Linked DNA regions of Homo sapiens: all the other regions are linked to region 3. Evidence: chromatin loops called from intact Hi-C (ENCODE). Cell type or tissue: PC-9. All regions are shown on one strand. Region 1 overlaps WDR1 (WD repeat domain 1). Region 2 overlaps SLC2A9 (solute carrier family 2 member 9). Region 3 holds the start of LOC124900664 (a long non-coding RNA gene).

Region 1 (4,000 bases), 99 kb before region 3:
TTTTTGCTGTCATTCAGCCTTGGCCTTAGTTGTAGTCACCAGTGAACATAAGGGCCCTGGCCAGTTATATTTGCACAGGTCAGTTACAGCAGTAACAGCTTTCAGCCTCTGTTGCTTGCAGGAACTTGGAGTATTTACAAAGCCAGTGCCCTGACTGGAAGCTCACGCTCACTTGGCCTGGGTGGACCATGGAGGACGCCTGAGACTTTCTCTGGGGTTCCCGGGGACAGTTGGCAGCTAAAGGAGGGCACAGCAGGCCCCTTCATCAGTGTTGTGTCGTCATCTGCTGAAATGTTTTTTGCTTGGGCAGGTATCTCCAACCTTCTAGCATGTTCCATCAGGTTCACTGTGGGCCAGGAGCTGAGATACCAGTGGCAAGCCTTGAGACCCAAGCCCCAGGACCCAGGGTCATCACAGCCTACCTGTAAATTGGAGTAGTGACCTCTGGCCCCTCCGTCACCCACCTGAGACTGGGAGGACATAGGAAAGTAAGAGAGCTTTGAGGGGCTCAGGGCTCACTAATTGTAAATGTTGCTGCCTGGGGCATAACAGAGTTACGGAAATGTCGCTTCTGTGTGCTTGTTTGCATGACCTGTGTATTATAGCGAGTCTCAAAGGCGGCACAGACATTGTACAGGTGCCGGGGGGGAGTATGTTTAGGTTTGCCATTCAACAGGATTCTCAGAAAAAGACCAGCTATTCCTGGGCAGGATGCCTCAGTGCACAGGTGGGAGGTGGGGGCTGGTGGGACCTGAGCATAGTGTGACAGAGTAGAATGGCCTCCCGGGTCAAGTCCAAAGCTTCTGCTTCAAATGGGCACCACTGGGCCTTGAACCAGGCCCTGTGTTGGCAGGGCTGGGTGCTGTTACATGCTGTCACTTGCCGAAGTCCGTGGGTCCTGGGTCTGCTCGCGTGTGTGACTCCTTGATTGCTGGCTGGTGTCCTTCATGTCCTCAGAGGCCCCCGGACTCCTCCAGGGGTGGTGGCAGAATTCTGGGGCTTGTCTCGAGGTCTTATCCCAGCCCCAGCTCTGGCCCTCACAGGCCCTAGCCCCCAGGTGTGGAGGCCACTGGGGAAGGGGTCTGGGGCCAGCAAGGTAGAGGGGCTGCACCTGTTCTATCCTCAAGGGTTGGGGTGAGGGGCCATGGGTTGGGGTAGTCAGCCCAAGGAGTGGCTGGCAACGTCAGGGCGGCAGCAGGGTAGCGACGAGTGGGCTGAAGCCTGGAGGGAGCTCAGGAAGGGTGGGTTGCAAGCCGGACCGTGAGGTAATCAGGGTCGGGATTTGAAGACTACCGGCTTGGTGGAGGGTGGAGATGCATTCCAAAGCAGTTATCGCTCTTCCCAGGAAGAACAGGAGGACTGCATTGAAAATGGTGGAGGTAAAAGAGAAGATGGGTTGGGAGTTGGCAAGGAAAACTGGGCAGGCCTGTGGTGAGGACTGAACGGCAGCCTCCCACTGCCAGAGCTGGCCCAGCCTGCAGCAGCATGAGAAGAAAGCCTGGGAGGAGGGGTGTCCCTGAGTGGGCAACTCCAAGGCTGCTCATGGTGGTCTCCCCCAGGCCCCCAGGGAGATGGGGAGACAGAACTTTTGCCTACAGTAGCACTGGGGCTCCTGGAATTGGCTTCCTGCCCTCCCTGTCTCGTTTTCCCCATTCCAGAGTTTTTCCCCAAATAAGCTTCTCAACCCCCAATCTCATTCTTCTTCCCCAAGATGGAAGGAGGGGGAGGAGGCTGGGGGGAGAGGGGCACACTGAGGGTGTCAAGGTGCCATCTCGACCCAGCTGATGGGGACAGAGCCTCACAGGCCGAGTGACACGTGGGGGTGTGAGGTATCTTTCTGGGTGTAGTAAGCAGCCTCCCTCTGCGAGCTGAGGAGCTGGGGAGGAGGCTGCTCTGACTCAGATGTAAGTCATTATCTGCAGTTTGGAGTATCTCAGCCCCCACCGCTGACCCAGTTGTATTTAGAATACAAACGAGAGTGAGTGATTCATCAGCTGGCAGGATTCTGTTGCCCTTTGGGGTTTTTACACACAGCCCTGACCATTTAGGGGAAGGAATTTTTAGGGGCAGAACTTCCTCTCATGCCCCTGCCCAGGCATCTTCCATCTCTGGATGCCCTCCCCAGCGGAAGGCCCATGGGAGCCCCACCCTTTCTACGGCAGCACGGCCTGGGGAGGAGGTCGTCCAGGCTGGGAGAGCCCACGAGGCCATCTGTCTGGCGGGATGGGCAGGTGCCCCTGTATGTGAGCGTGAGACCTCCCCCATCCCCAGTCAGCTGTGAGTGTACACCGAACAGGGTCTTGGAGGGGCTGCCTGTTAAGTGGATCATTTTCTTGCCAGGTGCTTTGGGTAGGGATGTGTCAGTGTCAGAATATGAAGGACTAATTGGAGTGGGAGAGGGTTGGATTGGGCAGACATTTAATAAATAGCCAGCATCTTAGTTTTATTGAGGTGTACTTTAGATACAGTAGAATTTGTCTGTATTCAGTGTGTGGCTTGGATCTTGACAGATGACCTATATAGTCCCATAAGCACCACCCCTGTCATGACAGAACATTCCTGTCACTCCGGAGGGTGCCCCCCGCCCCCGCCACCCCTTCCACCCTCACCCCCAGCAGCTGCTTATCTGCTTTCTGTCATTGGGGTTGCCTTTTCTAAAATCTTCTTTCATATGAAGTGAGAGGCAATGTGTAGTCTTTTCTGTCTGGCTTTTTCACTTTGCATAACATGTTGGCGATTGATAGCTGGTGTTGAGTGCATTTGCACTTTGTTCCTTTCTATCACTAAGCAGTGCGGTGTGTTGCCTGTTTCTCTGTTCACCTGTTGATGGATATTTGGGTATTTCCAGTTTTTGGCCATTGCAAAGAAAGCTTCTGTGAACATTGCTCCTGTGTCTTTTGGTGGACACATGCTTCCATTTCTCCAGGGCAGATACCTAGGAGTGGGGTTGCTGGTGTTTGGTGTGAGTAGTGTCTGTTTAGGTTTATAAATAACCTGCCCAACTCTTTTCCAACTGTACCATTTTGCATTTCCACCAGCAGTGTGAACATTCCAGTGTCCCCACCCCTCTACCCTTGCCAGCACTTGGTGATGTCAGTCTTTTCTTTTTATTGATTCTAGTGAGTATGGAGTGGTATTCTGTTGTAGTTTTGACTTGCATTTCCCAAGACTAATGACACTGAGCGCTTTTTCATGTGCTTACTTGTCATTCGTAGTATCTTCTTTGGATAGACACCTTGATACATTCTAATTTCACTGGCGAACGATTATCCCAAAATGGATTAATTTATGACTGGTGTCTATTATATCACATAATGCTGTGTTAAGTCTTAGGGATGAAAGAGAAGGTCTGTGTGTACTTCTTTTTTTCTCCCCCAAACCACTTATTGAGATGGCTAGTGAGATAAAGGTCATGTTAAGCAGGGCACAGCAGAGTTGGAGGAGATGGACAGGAATGCTAGGGACTATGATGTGTGTTGTGCCATCCCGGTGGACATGTTAAATGATCTGGAAGCACAGAAGAGTTGATACGGATAGCTTGGGCCATACTTGGAGGCTTCATGGAGGAGGGAACGCTTCCGTTAGGCCTGATGGGTGAGTGGGTGTCCGTAGGCAGGGAGAGGTGCTGGCCAAGGGCACAGACTACACACAGACGTGGAGCTTAAACAGGATGGCAGAAGGTGGGCAGGAATCAGGGTCTGTACTTCTGTGGTCTCAGTCTCGTGAGATGGGGGCCCCTCAGGTCTTGAGGAGGGGTCTAAGGGAGATGAGGGGTGGGGTGGCAGCAGGTGGGGTCATGCTAGGGGTGCCCGGGCACCCTCACAGGAGTCTGGTGTGTCCTAAGCCTCAAGCTGGCGGGAAGCTGCCTCTTTCAAAGAGCACTTGGTTTGTAAAAAGCTGACAGTAGGTAGCAGAGATTAGATGGCCATGTCTTTATTCCCTCCTGAAAGAAAGCTTCACTGTGGAGACAGATTGAGAGCAGCCCAGTGTGTGTGTGTGT
Region 2 (4,000 bases), 83 kb after region 3:
CAAAGGTCTTATTTCCAAGTAAGTTCACATTCACAGCTACCAGGGGTTAGGACTTCAGCATATGTTTATGAAGACACAATTCAACCCACAACAGAAGGTTATAGCATTTTGTACCCTCTGCCAGGCTAAAGATGAAAGGGAGAGGGAGAATGTAGCAAGTACCCCACAGTGATAGCATGTATATTCATAATGCTCCTTGCTCATCAAGAGCCAGATACCGTTCTGAGGACTTTGTGTGTGCCAACATCGAACACTGGTTACACCACCAATGCTATTATGTTTATTTTACAGACAAGGAAACTCAGGCATGGAAACATTAAATACTTCACCTGGTATCATACTAGATAGAAAATGGTGCAGCCAGGATTTGTTTGTGAGCACCCATTGGCCCCGAAACAATGTGTGTTTGCATTGGTGAGCACCAATTGGCCCAAGACAATGTGTGTTTGCATTGGTGAACACCCACTGGTCCTGAGACAATGTGTGTTTGCATTAGTGAGCACCCATTGGCCCTGAGACAATGTGAAGCCCAGGTTTCTCCAGCTCCAAGACCTGCCCTCTCCCACTGTACCACAACGTCCCTTAAGTGGCTCTTGCTCAGGGGGCACTCCCAGGTGTGGGCTCAGCAGGTGTACAGACACCTGGAGGGGTCTCCAGGCCAGGATGGCACCTGTGCTAACAGCGTGGCTCTCTGAGGACCCCAAGGGAGGCTGGCGGGCTCCATCTCATCTGCTTGCAGTCGTATGTGGGCCACCCCCAGATGCATCAGTGTCTGTCACTCTGCTGTGCTCTGAAGGTGTCTGAGGACCATGGGGAGCCTGCCATTGGAAAATCACACCATGCCCGGAACAGTAGGGAGAACACCGAACAGATACTGGCCCCCCTGCTGATGCAATTTGGTTGACATCTAGCATAATTTTCCTCTGTTCCTGTTTGCTCAGCCCTCCCCCGCTTCTGTGTTTATAACATGCTCCTTCTCCTTCCCTGTCACCTGAGTCTTGATTTTTACTATTTCATTCAAAACACATGGGTTGGATGTACATTCTATGCAAGGCTCAACAGAGAGGAAATAAAATAACAATAATTGTTTATTGAACACAAATTATGTGCCAACACTTAACACACATTGATTTTATTCCCCAAAACAACCTCATAGGTAGGTTTTATTATTTCTGTTTCATGGAAGAACAAGCATGGGGCGGGCAGAATAGGTAACTAGTCTGGGGTCTTTTAGCAGAGACAGGGCTGGGTGTGAAGCCCAGGTTGCTCCGACTCCAAGGCCCACCCCTTTCCACAGTAACACAGCATCCCTTAAATGGCCCCTGGTCAGGGGGCGCTCCCAGGGGTGGGCACAGCAGGTGTGCAGACAGAACGCCCCAGACAAGAGTGAAAGTGCACAAGAGAGACAGACACAGGTGCAAGAGCGACCCGGATGAGAGGGTAACAGTGATTAGCCATCATGGGGGCAGGGAAGGTCTCCAAAAGATGTAACTGCTGAGGGGATCCTCGGAAAAGGATGTCCTAGGCAGGCAACAAAGTGGCAGGGTGTTCTGGACACAAGGAACAGCACGAGCAGGGCACAGAGGCAAGGCCATGGGGGTATGTGGAATGGAGGACGAGTGCCTTTTCCAGGGCAGCAGCCAAGAGAGATGGGGGGAGCCTCCAGATGCCACAGGGACCGTGGGAGGAGGCTCTGCATGGCAGATGAGAATTTGGACTGGATCCTGCTGGCAAGGGCAAGACAGCACAGATTTGTGTGCAGAAGAGTGGCCCAATCATCTTCCTGGGGATTAGCCTGGGGATAATGAGCCCAGTGGGGAGAGGCTGAGGCCTGAACTAAGGCAGGCCTGGGCTCAGGCAGAGAGGAGCACATGGACTGTAGACGCTGAAGGGGCTTAGTCACTAGATCAGACAAATCAGACACGGAAGGCAGTGTCTGGGTTATGTGACCACAGGCATCCAGTTTAGGTGACTTTGTGATTGTTGTCAGGTGCCCCCAAAGCCTGAGTCAAGGTTTTGAAGATGGGAAGTTTATTTGAGAGGTGACTCGAGGAAGCACCACTTGCCCAGCTGGGAAATGGGACAGGGAAATGGAGGATGCAATTGAGGAAGCACCACTTCTCCAGCTGGGAAATGGGACAGGGAAGGAGAGGGTACAATTGAGGAAGCATCACTTCCCCAGCTGGGAAATGGCACAGGGAAGTGGAGGAGGCATTGAGGTTCAATAATGAGCAGGTGTCAGCTGTGGGCAACTGGGACCCCACCCACCCAGTCACCTCTGGGGGACAGCGTAGGACTCACTCAGGTGTCTGTGAGGAAGCTAGGTATACCTCTGTTAACATCAGCTTTGTCTTAACCGAGGGCTGCTCCTGGGGGTGTTAACTGCTGAGGGCTGAGCACACACCTGTGCCCAGGGAAAGCCGCAGGCGGAGAGGCACGGGTGCTGGGTGTAGGAAGCTGTCCATGTGCAGGAGAGACATGGGTGGCATGCAGTGCCGGCTACAGGGACACAAGGAACACGTCAGCAAATTGAAGCACCAGGTTCTGTCTTTGTTCCTTGTTGGTCATAAGATAATGAGGCTGGACCAGAGGATGGGACAATCTGGGTTGTTTTTCTTTTTTTAATCACCATATGCCCAGCTCCCAAGCCCCATGCCTGGCACCTTCAGGGGTCTCAGAACTATAGGTCTTGCCACCCCCTGTGACCTGTGGGCAGGAACTTCATCTCCGTGCAAACACTCAAGGCCCTCCTCGGCTTGCTCCTCCCTTGTCGTCCAGCCAGGAAAGCATCAGAGAAGGCTTCCTGGAGGTGTCTGAGATAAGGCTGAAAGAACGAGGCAAGTAGCCAGGTGCAGAAAGGTCAAAAGAACATTCCAGATTGAGGAAAGAGCCAGATATGCAGATGAATGTGTCAGGTTCCAGCCCCAACTGAGGCCCAAGGAGGGTGGATGGATGGACAGGTAGCTGAAAAAACAGACGGGGGGCCGTAAGCAGGTGAATATGGTTTTACTCAGCAGCTCTCTCATCAGCAGCTCTCATACACTGTCCGTTCTGTCTCAGCTGCTTGAGCCAGCTGCTCCCACGCTCAGCTGCACGGCCAGCTCTCCCTTGCCTTCAGGGTCAGCAGCTTAACTCTTTCTCTCTCTGGGCACAAGCGTGAGCCGTGCCATGCCGTGCTGTGCCGAACCCTGCCCTGGCTCCCCTCTGTCCATCTGCAAAATGGACGGCTCTGGTTATCCCTCTCCTCTCTTTCTCTGGGTGCCAGCAGCTGCACAAGAGTCATGTGGAGCCATGCCCAAGAGCCCCCGTACAGTGTCAGCAGGGCAGTTATACCTTCCCAAACAATAGTGGCTCCAAGCCAAGTATGAACTTACACAAACAGGTTATATAACAAGTGGAGTATGCACCTGTGCACCTAAACTCACTGAGTCATTCTGGCCTGGATGTTTGCCTCGGCCTATTCCTTGACCAAAGCACATCCATGTACCTTACAGAATGTCTCTTGCTTTTCCCTAGTGCCAGGAATAGGAGACAACTTTCCATCCTTCTGCCTCCTGCCCAGAGTGCCCCTGCCTTCTCTGGCAGCCTGAAATGCCCCCTCCTTGGTGCCCCCTCAGGACTCCAGCTCAGTCTTCTATGTTTGCTATTTTCAAAAGAATATCTGTGAGCCCTCAGCCAGAAAGGGTGCATGTGGAATAGGGAGGACTCCAAGCCCAAATCCCAACAGGCCGTTGTTAGGAGTGATTGAAAATAGTGAGGGAGTCATGGAGGGGTGGGGGGCGGACTTACCTGGCAGTTAGGGAAATAGAAGGCTGGTGCGCTTGGGCCAGGGTCCTGCAGGGCACTGAAGAGGCAGGGGCTGAAGGGTGTGGGAGGCGCCGGCAGGTAACTCCTTGGTGCAGGTTTGGGTTCTCCTGGAAGCAGGTCTGAGAACGAGTTAGGAGAGCAGAAGTTTCAATGGAGAATAACACATGGAAAGTGACAAGGATGGGAGAAGAAC
Region 3 (4,000 bases):
TTTTCCAGTGGTTTTTGAGTTAGCCATGTTTTGTCTTCTTGGGAGGGGAGACACAGACTCTTGTCCTTCATGGTGTTAGTATTTAAGCCCAGGGTTTCTGTAGAGCAATTAAGTTGACTCAATGCATTTCCCAGCATAAATGGTATATTCTATTATTTTCTCCTGTCTGCTCCTTCCCTAAAGGCAGATAAACAAATGATAATAAAAAGCAAAATCAACATTTCCCTCTATAAGGGTAGAGCTGCCCAGTTAGCCACAGATGTTAGAACCTGATCAAACAAGATTCAAGTGAACCAACAGAGAGAGAACCCAAAAGCAAGTTCTGGTGCTTTCAGTTAATCCCACCCCATAATGCCATCTTAGCAGGCTGCTCTGGGAACCCAGGCGCTCTTAGAGAAAGAAGCATGTCGCCTGGCAGGTGCCTCTGGTGTGGCCTGAGACCCATTCTCAAGGAAACCAGGAGGGAATGATGAGCAGAGACTGTGTCAAACGACATAAGTTCTGGTTGGGGTGAGGGGGAGGCATAGCAGGGCTCAAGACTTTGGTGGAAGAGGGCTGAGATTACAGGAGGACCCTGTGCATTGTGTCACTGCAGAAACAACGGGCAATTATGTCTATGAAATGGGTATCTCTGAATCCCAGAGTTTTGTCCCCTCACCCCCCGCTCTTTTCAGTTTTACTCTTGCTTTTGTCTCACTTTATCTCAGTAACTATAAAAGCAACAGACTTCCATTAGGAAAAAAAAAAAAAAAAACCACCGCACAGAAATTTGATAATGAAGCTACACATACAAACATTCTTCTGTGAGTGAGAGATGATCTCTCTCATTTGTATACCAGCCCCACATGGCAGATTTATGCTGATAACCCTGTATTACAAATAAGGGAGAGATTGAGTGACTGGCCTAAGGCTACCTAGCTAATAGATGGTACACTTGGGCCTGAACACAGTCAAAACCCAGACTCCATCCAGAGGCCGCTTTTAATGTGTCATCTAAATCCACTCTTTTTTCTGAAGATCATCATATATACTGTTTAATACTCTCTTTTTTGGCTTACTATTTATTTGTAAGCACCTTTCTATGCTATTGGAAGTTCTGCATCACCAGGATGTTTAACAGCAGTGTGGAGCTGCCTCCTGTGATGTCCTATCTTCCTAATGTGGGCCTCTGAGGTTGTTTCCAATTTTTCTCTAATATGAGATGCTGCTGCATTGTTTAAATTGGGATCTGTGAGTCATTGTTTGGTTTGGTTTGATTTGATCAGAGCCAGCACAGCTGCTGACTGATGAGGGCCCAGGGACCTTTTCCAGCCTGGGGCGTTGGTGTCCAGGTGTCCCAGGCTGTGAGTGCCAACTCCCCCCGCACCATGCCCTGGAGGTCCCAGCGATTAGAGCTGGACAGCCTGCCTCTTTGATATAGAATTTTCTCATTTCATAAAGTTTCTCCAAGAAAAATGCCTTTGTTGAGCCAAATGGGGAAAGGAACTCGGTCCCATCAAATCTCCAGGAAGCTCAGCTTAGTGCAGTGGGGGCAGTGGTTGCTGCAGCCAGAGAGCTGGGGATAGCTGATCCAGCAAGATGGGAGGTAGGGAAACTTGGAGGGCTGTGTTGGAGTTGCACAGCTGGTGTGAACAAACCAGACAAGTGAAACTAGAAGCACCCTATTTCTGACCCATAGGGGAAGACCCTGAAATTTATTGAGCACCTGCTGTATGCTGACATCATGCTCGGGACTTCACACACCTCATTTCATCCTTCTGGCGGCCTCATCTACAAGCTAGGGGTTCTTATTCCCATTCTATAAATGAGTTATTCCAGAATTGATGTTGCAGACGGGGCCCCTGCTACCTCAAGCATCCAGAAGTGAATTGACTGGTAATGAAAACAATTTGCCCTTTTCATTCCGGCCAACCGGAGGATATGCAAAAAGGAGAGCAAAATATCATCTCAAGTCTGCGAAAATGCACTGTTCCCTGTAAACACAGCTATGCAACCTCTCAAAAGAATGTTCCAGCAGGAGGAAGGCTCAGGACTGTGATTGAATAAGAATAATATTGGGAGTGCATTCACTTCTCTGCTTCTGCCTGGGGCCAAATAGACAATGAAACTTACCTTCTTTATGTTTCAACTAATTAAACCCAAGCATTTGGCTGCCCCCTCACTGCAAAGGTGGCTGAGGGGAAACCCAGGAGGCTCTGAAAGCCTTACTTGCCTGGCTGTTGCTTGTAATTGATGTTTCCTCTTTCATCATGTTTCATTTCATTCTGAAAGCTAACTGTGGGAACAAAATAGTCTCAGGTGTCTGGAGGCACAGGAGCCTCTTTCCCAGTGAGTCAGCCAGGCTCCTCTGGGAGAATCACTTGGGGAGGAGGAAAAAACACCACAAACCTGCAAACCTAATGCTCAAGTCAAGCCAAAATGGGAGCTGAGTTTTTTCCTTAGGACAAGGGAGGTGTACTGGGGTCACCCAACACCACCTTCAGGTAGGATAATTCACTGGCATGAGTCACAGGCGTTGGCACAGGAATGCGGTAGTACTCACAGCTATGACTGATCACAGTGGTGGAACACAATGCTAAGTCAGCAAAGGAAAAAGGTGCAGGGGTGAAGTCCAGAGGAAACCAGGGGCAAGCTCCAAAGAACTCTTCTAGCAGAGCCTCACGGGACGCGCTTCATCCCCACAGCAACGAGTTGTGACAACTCTTGTGAAATTTGTCTAACAAGGAAACTCATTAGAGACTTGGAGTCCAGGGTTTTTCTCGGGGGGTGGTCACATAGGCACTCTCTGCTTGGCAAGCAGAAAATTCCAGATTCCCAGAAAGAAAGCAGATATAAACCACACTGAGACAGCATAAACCACACTGTTTGCACAGTTTAGGTACACTGAGTCACTCTTACCAGATCTGGGAACGGTGGCAACCCTTCCAACATCCAAGTTCCCAGATGCAAGCCCGGGACTTACCCTGCAGCAGGCTTTTCTAGGAAGAGAAGTCTCAGGCGTGCTGTGAGAGCTCTTTTCTACACAGGAGGCCTTACCTCGGGGAGCCAGGCGACATTAGGTAGCACTGCTGGGATTGTGGAATTTTGTTCTTGTGGGGCCCTAACTTCAGAGGGCCTGGTTCAACAATGGGTACTTTTTTAAGGACTTCTGGACTGCGTTCTTCCCTGTGCCAGTGTGTTCAGTGGTGCAGACTGTCTTTATAAAGCCCTAAGGCATTGTGGCATGACTTCCTCTCTTATGCAATGGTGTGTGTACTCTGGCCCAGCTACCAAGTGTTACTTCCGTGTATTTTTACAGGACTCCTGAGAATCGTTCCAAGTGAGTTCACGGGAGGCTCTGTGTGAATCAGTAAGGCACATTAATATTGTTAAACGGGCTACGAGGTAATTTGCCTCCCATTGTCTGGCAATTTCTTTTATTATTTGGAGATGCTCTAAGCCAGTCTTGGCTGGGAATTGCAGAGTTCAATTTTATGTCCAGAGGCTTGGTCCCCAGGTTCCTGGCCTGGGAGATAATGGTAAGTGATTCATGGATTCTTGAATCTGACAAATAAATGAGCCTAGGCCCCTTATTTTACAAATATAGCAGTAAAAATATCAACAACACTACCACCAACCACCCCAATTTCCGGTTTTTATTGTGTACTTCATATCGACCCAGCACTGTGCTGTATCTTCATTCTCTCATTAAATCTTCACAGTAACTCTTCAAGGAGGGCAATGATTTAACAGATGAGGAACCTGAGGCGCAGAGAGGTTAAGTAACTTACTCAAGGTCACCCAGCAAAGAAGTGGCAGAGCTGAGAGTGGAAAAAAGCCAATTCCAACTACCTTTAACATTGACAGCACTTCCAGAGAGGCACACAGATTGCTTAAGATCACCCAAGGCCACAGAAAGACTCAGTGATGCAAGCAAGTGTTAAATCCAGAACTCTTGGCTCTTTCTTAAGCTTCCTTTGCTTTAACCATGTAGCCTTTTATTCAGTTGTTTGCAGTTTAG

The links. Peaks named below come from ENCODE experiments on the same cell type or tissue, not always from the same donor. Only the 100,000 strongest peaks of a DNase experiment are listed, where the experiment ranks them.
Region 1: it touches region 3 in a loop (3-fold over the local background); 29 of 110 quality-filtered maps call a loop at or near these places.
Region 2: a loop joins it to region 3, with 3 times the contacts of the local background. A loop is called at or near these places in 16 of 110 quality-filtered maps.

Annotation. Positions count from the first base shown.
Region 1 is chr4:10,104,706-10,108,705 of GRCh38, reverse strand. The region is part of intron 2 of WDR1 (WD repeat domain 1); the gene reads left to right. Among named protein-coding and RNA genes, the nearest start is that of WDR1, 10 kb to the left of the region's middle. RefSeq lists an enhancer at 508-1,239 and a silencer at 1,850-1,899. In PC-9, no CTCF peak of the experiment used is centred here; a DNase peak (open chromatin) is centred at 1,985; H3K4me3 peaks cover 357 bases; H3K27ac peaks cover 2,079 bases.
Region 2 is chr4:9,922,740-9,926,739 of GRCh38, reverse strand. All of the region lies in intron 6 of SLC2A9 (solute carrier family 2 member 9), which reads left to right. Among named protein-coding and RNA genes, the nearest start is that of SLC2A9-AS1, 63 kb to the left of the region's middle. In PC-9, no CTCF peak of the experiment used is centred here; a DNase peak (open chromatin) is centred at 1,929.
Region 3 is chr4:10,005,655-10,009,654 of GRCh38, reverse strand. The region is part of intron 2 of SLC2A9 (solute carrier family 2 member 9); the gene reads left to right. LOC124900664 (a long non-coding RNA gene) reads right to left here and starts at 3,175. Exons shown (of 2, transcript XR_007058026.1): 1 at 2,963-3,175; 2 at 1-97. RefSeq lists enhancers at 1,982-2,031, 2,312-2,661, 2,521-3,720. In PC-9, no CTCF peak of the experiment used is centred here; DNase peaks (open chromatin) are centred at 1,274, 2,464 and 3,244; H3K4me3 peaks cover 1,993 bases; H3K27ac peaks cover 4,000 bases.